Regions from separate parts of the Homo sapiens genome. Here region 2 is linked to region 1. The links are chromatin contacts, found by Hi-C or POLR2A ChIA-PET in ENCODE. All regions are on one chromosome and are shown on one strand. The core of a region is the stretch at or near the end of the contact, and the rest is flanking DNA. Distances in the headings are between cores, read along the strand shown.

Evidence for each region. A loop is a pair of places that touch in the nucleus more often than their neighbours do. ChIA-PET counts read pairs that join two places held with the same protein, here RNA polymerase II (POLR2A). Pooled maps may share reads with other maps.
Region 2: a loop to region 1 is called in a pooled map, with 6 times the contacts of the local background. The contact joins the promoter of TMED10 here to the promoter of LTBP2 in region 1. A Hi-C loop is called at or near these places in 5 of 50 pooled maps. POLR2A ChIA-PET finds 5 or more read pairs at or near these places in 2 of 52 experiments (A549 and T-cell).

What each region holds. Positions count from the first base shown.
Region 1 is chr14:74,610,837-74,614,980 of GRCh38, reverse strand. LTBP2 (latent transforming growth factor beta binding protein 2) reads left to right here and starts at 2,744. Exons shown (of 36, transcript NM_000428.3): 1 at 2,744-3,530. The coding sequence starts at 3,037. LOC101928352 (a long non-coding RNA gene) reads right to left here and starts at 1,796. Exons shown (of 2, transcript XR_944029.4): 1 at 1,686-1,796; 2 at 933-1,414. RefSeq lists a silencer at 2,114-2,433 and an enhancer at 2,061-2,688.
Region 2 is chr14:75,174,538-75,178,681 of GRCh38, reverse strand. It overlaps TMED10 (transmembrane p24 trafficking protein 10), which reads left to right and starts at 2,070. Exons shown (of 5, transcript NM_006827.6): 1 at 2,070-2,327. The coding sequence starts at 2,103. RefSeq lists enhancers at 1,920-2,159, 1,674-2,246.

The sequences.
Region 1 (4,144 bases), core at 1,495-3,994:
CAAACCAAATGAAGGGAGCTCCCAGAGAGAACCAGTCATCTGCAAGAAGAGGAGGCTCTGTCCCTATAACTGTCCCCCCACTGATGCTGACTATGTTGCTGGATGTTACAGGCACCTCGGTGCATTAAACTACAGCAAGACAGTTCATGGGAGAACCCAACATATGTCTTTAGGAATTGAGGACGTACATAAATGAAGAGACTTGTGTGCACTTCCTGTCTGGAGAATTCTGATCGTGGAGCCTCGCTGGAGTGGCCTGTGTGGCAAGGTGAGAAGTGGGCAGGGTGAGGAGCGGCCAACCCACCATTGTTTTGCCTGGCATAGGTGGGACAGTCCTATGAGAGACAGAGGATGCAGGGGTCTCCGAGAGGTTGGCCAGAGAGTAATTTGCTATGGCAACTCAGGGTGGAGGTCCTGTAGAGAACCTCCCAAAAACCCACATATGTGCCCATGAAAAAGCCAGCGCTTGGCACCTGCCAACCAAGGGTACCTGTCACATAAGACTTTGCTACTTTTCCTCTAACACCTCTCTCCCAGCCTTGACAAAGAGGAGCCACAGCAGAAAAGGGAGGTCAGGAAAACAGACCACACCCCACTCTCACCACTGCAGGATCTCTAGCAAAGGGACAGGGGAGAGGAGGACTATTAAATGGGATGTGATATTGATTAACTTGGATGAGATTTTGATCTGGACAGGAGCAGACTTTTTGTGTCTGAAAATGGGTCTTAATTATATTAATAGAATAGTTCTCGTGTCTGGTAGGGATGACCTCTCAAGCCAAGGACTCTGCCTGAGATGTCATTAAGGGTGGGAAAGGGAAATTTACCATAATATGGTTGAAGGTAGTAGTGGAGCAGTTTCTGGATAGTCCCTCTTTAGGTTCAGCCCATTAAAAAATTCAGTTACACGAGCAAACAAATCAATAACAAGATGATGTCAACTGTTTTATGAAGATGAAACAGGGTGGTGTGTTAGAGTCATGACTGGGGTGAGGGAGGGCTGCTCTAGATTGGAGGTCAGGGATGGCTACTCCAGGAGCTGATATTTAATCTGAGAGGAGCAGTGATGAGGAACTACCCTCTAACATCCTGGAGAGGAACCTTCCAGTAGAGGGAAGGGGGCATTCACTTGGCTTGTTCAAGGAGCAGAGAGAGGGCCAAGGCAGCACAGTGTGGTGGGTAAGGGAGAGCAAGAGGCCAGATGAAATCAGAGCGGGGGCAGCCAGCTAGGGTTTGTAGGCCAAGGCCAGGGGTCGAGGCTTTATTTCAACAGTAGATATTACCTGGGCTTGTCTTTTGTGTGGTGTGGGAGGTTGTGAACTGGTGCCCACATGCCAGCTCCTTCACTCTGCCTCTCTGGGAAATAGGCTGTACAAATGTGCCAGGGGCAGCCCTGTTGATCCAAGCCTTTAGGCTGTAGGGAGGGAGCATGGGTGAGAATGGTGTGCTGATTACTGGGGACACGCAGACAGCGGCAGTCAGCATTCCCACACCCCTGCCCGCCTCCCTGCTAACACAAGATGTGAATGCACACACTGGGTCAATCGGGGTCACCGAATCCCCCTCTGGGAAATTCCCGAGAGAGTGAAGGGCTGGGTGGGATCCCGGGAATGGATTCAGCCAGAGGCGGGAGGCCTAGATTCCACTCCCCTCTTTCACATGCGCTATCTCCTTGAGTGACTTACTCAAGAGGCTCCGTGTCTTTGCCTCGGTGAAAAAGAGGACCCCTTGGCCGGGCGTGGTGGCTCACGCCTTTAATCCCAGCACTTTGGGAGGCCGAGGCGGGCGGATCACCTGAGGTTGGGAGTTCGAGACCAGCCTGACCAACATGGAGAAACCCCGTCTGTACTAAAAAATAAAATAATATACAAAATTAGTCAGACTTGGTGGCGCATGCCTGTAATCCCAGCTACTAGGGAGGCTGAGGCAGGGGAATCGCTTGAACCCGGGAGGCGGAGGTTGCGGGGAGCTGAGATCGCACCATTGCACTCCAGCCTGGGCAACAAGAGCGAAACTCCGTCTCAAAAAAAAGAAAGAAAGAAAGAAAGAAAAGAAAAAGAAAAAGAAAAAGAGGACCCCTCTTCTACCGGCAGCCATCACCGCGCCAGGCTCAGGCGTGACCCTCACGCCAGTGGAAGGGGATTGAGATCCAGAGCGAAGGCGGCGGCGCCAGGGCATTGCAGCCACGGAGCGCCAGGGCCGCCAGCTCCGCCAGGGGGCGCGCCCGGGACCTCCCTGCGCTCCGCGCGCCGCGCCCCGCCCCGCGCCACCCCCGCTCCGGCCGGCCCTGCGGAGGGCGCCCCCAGCGGCCAGGGCGCAAGCGGAGGGGGCGGCGGCCCTGTTCCCCTACGCGGGCCTCGGCGCCCCTCCCGGCTTCCTTCAGACCTGCAAGGCTGCAGCCTGGGTCCCCCGATCCAAAGACGGTCCCTGAGGCGAGGGGCGGGAGAACGATTCGGGGCAGGTCTGCAGTTCGAACTTGCCCAGAGCAGGAGAAAGGCGGCCCAGTGTCCCGGTCGTGGCAGGCGCCATCTGCCCGACCAGCGCCTGGGTCAGCCCCGCGCCGCCCCCTGCTCCGCACGGGTTAATCCCCCTCGCCGCCCGCTCGCCGCCCGCTGGCTTCCCGGTGCCAAAGTGGGTGTTGCTGGAATTCCTCGCTCCCTCTCCGGTAATGAGGGGGCTGAGCTGTCCCTCCGAGGAGGGGGCCTGGTGTGGATAAAAGAGACGAAAAAGCCGGGGGAGGTTTCCAAAAATAAAACCGTCCGGGTCCCCTTCAGACGGCTGCAGGCACAGGGAGGAGGCGCGAAGGTGCAGCAGCCGTGCGAGCCCAGCTGGAGTAGGAGCGCGGACTCGAGGCTCGGGGCGCGCAGCCCTCGTTCCGCCGAGAGCCGGGCCCCCAGTCGGCCGCTTCAGGGCCCCCTAGACTCAGAGAAGCTGGCCGCCGGGCGGGGCCGGGAGAACAGCCCGCGGGCGTCCAGCGTGCCGACCACAAAGCTCTTCGCGGTGCCCGCGCGCACCACTCTCCAGCCGCCCCGCGCCATGAGGCCGCGGACCAAAGCCCGCAGCCCGGGGCGCGCCCTGCGGAACCCCTGGAGAGGCTTCCTGCCGCTCACCCTGGCTCTCTTCGTGGGCGCGGGTCATGCCCAAAGGGACCCCGTAGGGAGATACGAGCCGGCTGGTGGAGACGCGAATCGACTGCGGCGCCCTGGGGGCAGCTACCCGGCAGCGGCTGCAGCCAAGGTGTACAGTCTGTTCCGGGAGCAGGACGCGCCTGTCGCGGGCTTGCAGCCCGTGGAGCGGGCCCAGCCGGGCTGGGGGAGCCCCAGGAGGCCCACCGAGGCGGAGGCCAGGAGGCCGTCCCGCGCGCAGCAGTCGCGGCGTGTCCAGCCACCTGCGCAGACCCGGAGAAGCACTCCCCTGGGCCAGCAGCAACCAGCACCCCGGACCCGGGCCGCGCCGGCTCTCCCACGCCTGGGGACCCCACAGCGGTCTGGGGCTGCGCCCCCAACCCCGCCGCGAGGGCGGCTCACGGGGTGAGCATGGGAGAGGGAAGTTTGGAGGGTACAGAGGGGAGCCAGGGCTCATTTGTGGAGGGGCGTGCAGGCGAGAGGAGAGGGCGCCGCTCTCATACCCTCGTCCCTCTGTCTTTAGTACTTCGGGAAACAGCCCCGAGGTTCCAAAATCGGGATTGGAAGATTTGATCCGCTTTCGAAGAGTTGAAGGCAGATAGATCATCATCCTCATCCTTTCTTACCAACTCTCCCGGAGCCCCGACGTTAAATCCTTTCGCAAGGCGCCTCTCCACTCGCCCGCGTTCCTCCTGCCTGCAACTAACGAGCTCTTGTAGACTCTTGCAGCGCTGCCGGGATCTGAGAGGCAGCGGGGAGAGGGCAGGAGGGTGGGCGCTCCAGGCTCTTGACGCCCAGGGGAGGTTGAGCTGGCTCAGAGCGCGGGTTGGCGGAGGTGTCGGGGGCCCCATGGAGAGAAGGTAGATGCGTCTCCAGGAGGGGAGCCGGCAGCGAAGCTGGTGCGTCGGGACAAGTGTCGTGGGGCGTGGGTCGGCCTGCGCACGCTGAGGGCTGGATGCGGGCGTGGGCGTGAGCTCTGGGTACTTTGGGCGGGAAGCGTGTCCTGATGAGGCTGCGAC
Region 2 (4,144 bases), core at 821-3,320, 560 kb before region 1:
TTAACAGTATAATTATTTGGCCTCTCAGAACCTCGGTTTCCTCATCTGTAAAATGAACAGATTGTCCAGACTATTTCACAGGGTTTTTGAAAATGTCAGAGGAGATCATTATGATATGTGAAAATATTTTAAATTGCATTATCTATTATGTAAATGTAAGATGGAAATTTAAAGGAAACACATACACAGTTTTTTCATGGGTTGAGATCTCTTGCTATTGGTCAGCAGAGCCTCAGGAATGCAAGTAGACAATGAATTAGATAACTGCTTATACTGATTCCCTGCATTGGCAGGGAAAAGGCCAATGCAAATTATCAGGATGTACTGTGTGGACTACCAATCTTATCTTAGATCAGTGATACAACAATCCAACTAAATGCTCCTAAGTGGACACCTCATAAAATAATTATTGTATGGCATTTGTCAAAATTTTAAATGCTTTACAGCTCCTTTGTTTGTTCTTGTTTTGTCTGTGGGATTTCATTTCTAGGAAAATAACTAAATGGACTAAGTTTAAAAAAAAAAAACACCAATCATGTACATTACTAAGGGCAGACAGTCCATCTTCTGGATATTTCTGAAGATGCTCAATAAACGTTAATCAAAGTAGGTAATGATTCCCAACATGGGCTATTGTGTCTTCCACGTTTATTTTCTACACTTGATGTTAGCCAAAAGGCCAAGGAGCAATTCCATTTTCTTTCTTTCCTTCTTTCTTTTCTGAGACAAGTCTCACTCCGTCGCCCAGGCTGGAGTGCAGTGGCGCCATCTCAGCTCACTGCAACCTCCATCTCCCGGGTTCAAGCAATTCTCTGCCTCAGCCTCCTGAGTGGCTGGGATTACAGGCGCCCGCCACCAAGCCCAGCTAATTTTTTTGTATTTTTAGTAGAGACGGGGTTTCACCATCTTGGCCAGGCTGGTCTTGAACTCCTGACCTCGTGATCCACCCGCCTCAGCCTCCCAAAGTGCTGGGATTACAGGTGTGAGCCACCGCGCCTGGCCGTTTATTTTAATATATTCTTCAGCTCTGAATATTTGCTAGTATCCCAGTAATAGTTTGTTAAATCAATAAACGTGTTGACATACATGCATAGCATAATGTCTGGCACACAGTAGGTACTCCATTGAATGAATGCATGAATTATTACCGTGTCAATTTGCTTGTCTATTTGCAAATGTTAATAGTTAATTTGATCCCTAAAGTGTTTGTGAACTTAAAACACACACATACGCACTTTCCCTGACAACGCTTATCTGCTAACCCCTTAATTATGTTCATCTGAGACTGGACCAAAACATGTTGTTTTATTCAATTTAAATACCAAATTCAAATTTATTTTGAATATAGCTTAGAACACATTCAATGTTTGCTAAAATAATAATAATAATAATAATAATAATAATAATAATAATACCATGTACATTCAGTTAGCCAGACAATTACTCCAGCCCAAATACCCTGCTATGGGACATGAACCGGATGTCTGCCCGGCACACATTCATCAGGTGACCCCTAAAACTTCTTCTCTAAGGTCCACACTGTCTAATAGCCAAGTTGAAATCTTTCCTCGAAATTTTCCTCTCTAGTGTCTCAGTGCCCCAGGTGTCATCAAGGTGTCAAAGGCGCTTGGGAGTGCCTGCAAACCGCCCCATCCCCGGAGACACAGCCTCATTCCCCGCCCTCGCGCCTAGGCGGCCGGTGGGCGGGCCCAGCGAAGGGCCTTGTGGCTGTTTCCTATTGGGGCTTGGTTGCTATGGTGTCACTCGCCTTTAAACTCGTGGGTACATCTTTCGGAAATTAAAGGAGAATTACTTCCAGGGCTGCCCATACTTGCCATGGCCGACTCAGTAGTCACTAACTTCAACAAAAATAAAACTGTTGCAATAGTATTCTATTAAAGCTTCTTTAACTGCTTAAACTTGCGGTTTTGACATGGTACCTATCCTTTCTTCCCTTTTCAAAAGATTCGCTATAGAGTCTTTCTCTACATGCCAGTCTCCAAAATGGCGCGGACGGCATCAGAAGGTCAGAGGTGAGTCACGTGGGTCCCCCCGGTTCCGGCGCGGTTGAGGCCTTCGGTGGTGAACGAGTCTCCAGCACCATGTCTGGTTTGTCTGGCCCACCAGCCCGGCGCGGCCCTTTTCCGTTAGCGTTGCTGCTTTTGTTCCTGCTCGGCCCCAGATTGGTCCTTGCCATCTCCTTCCATCTGCCCATTAACTCTCGCAAGTGCCTCCGTGAGGAGATTCACAAGGACCTGCTAGTGACTGGCGCGTACGAGATCTCCGACCAGTCTGGGGGCGCTGGCGGCCTGCGCAGCCACCTCAAGGTGCGGCATTGGGCGACGTGGGGCCGGGAGGGAAGACGGCAGGCTTAGGCGAGGGGAGGCTCGGGTTCGGGGGAGTCGGGCCGGCGGAGGCCTGGGAGTTGTTCTGGCCTCCCGGGAGCGCAAAGGACGTGCGGTGGAGCCCGCCCCCTCACCCCGCTGGTTGCCTGTCGCGGGGCGGGGCGGGTCACCAACGCCTGGGAACCCCAAGAAGGGCTGCGAGGCTTTGGCGGATGTGGTGACACCTGAGCTGGGGCGGTTGTCAACGTCCTATACCAGTTTTGGTCTCAGATACATTGAACCGTAATTTGGTTCTCCAAATAAATGTTGGGGTGTTGAATATTTATACGGATTGGCATCATAAGATACCGCGATACCTGCAGGAAAGTAAAGGAGACAGAGCTAACCGTGATTAATAAAATGTTATTTATTGAGCATCTGCTGTGTCAGTTACTGTGCTACTTTGCATATATTACCATTTGGTTCATGCACTACCCTATGAAGTAGGTAGGTACTGTTAGCCCCATTTTACAAATGAGGAAACTGAGACTCAGAGGTAGGATAAACTAGTAAGTGTCACAGATGGAATAGATTCTTTTTTTTTTTTCAAAATTATTATTATACTTTAAGTTCTAGGGTACATGCGCACAACTTTCAGGTTTGTTACATATGTATACATGTGCCGTGTTGGTGTGCTGCACCCATTAACTCGTCATTTACATTAGGTATGTCTCCTAATGCTATCCCTCCCACCTCCCCCCACCCCACGACAGGCCCCGGTGTGTGATGTTCCCCACCCTGTGTCCAAGTGTTCTCATTGTTCAATTCCCACCTATGAGTGAGAACATGCGGTGTTTGGTTTTCTGTCCTTGCGATGGAATAGATTCTTACTTAGTTTGGTAGTTAAGTATGTTGAGGGAAAAGCGCTGCAACCTTATTCCTTCCTTGTTTTAAATTTGTAATTTCTGTAGTTGATTAAAGTCGATTATTGGTTACAAAATGGTCTCAGTCTCTAGTCCTTTTTCTTTGGTATGCCAGAATCTGGACTTGGCTCTTTTATGTAAATACCAACTATGCTCTTGGATGGTGACAACTACTGCCATAATACCAGTTTGATTCTGTTTTGTAGCTAAGAGTAGCCTGGCCTGGTCTTTGAGACATTAATATAATTTGATATCTGTCAGTATTTGGTTGCATTTTAGGTAATTTTATTCATTCACAATAAGCAAAGTGTCTTTTTTTTTCTTTGTAACACAATGGGGCTTTTGTTATACTAAATAGAAACATTTTTACTTTTTTTTTTTTTTTTTTTTTTTTTGAGACGGAGTCTTGCTCTGTCGTCCAGGCTGGAGTGCTGTGGCGCGATCTCGGCTCACTGCAGCCTCTGCCTCCCGGTTTCAAGCAATTCTCCTGCCTCAGCCTTCCGAGTAGCTAGGACTACAGGCGCCAGCCACCACACCCAGCTAATTTTTGTATTTTAGTAGAGATGACGGTTCACCATGTTGGCCAGGATGGTCTTGATCTCTTGACCTCGTGATCTGCCCGCCTCGGCCTCCCAAAGTGCTGGGATTACAGCCGTAAGCCACCGCGCCTGGCCTCGTTTTTACTTTTTAAAAGGGTTTCAGATATAATAAGACCATAACTTATGTTAAAGTAGTGGAACCCAGTAGTGTGGTAATACATGTAATTTATTTCTACTTTATTTGGGAGAGACAAACTATTTTCAGGGCAATTAATCTGTGACCCATCATTTTATTATTCTGTTTGGGTATCAAACTCTCTACCCAGGAAAATAGTGATGGCATGATTTTAGAAGCTTA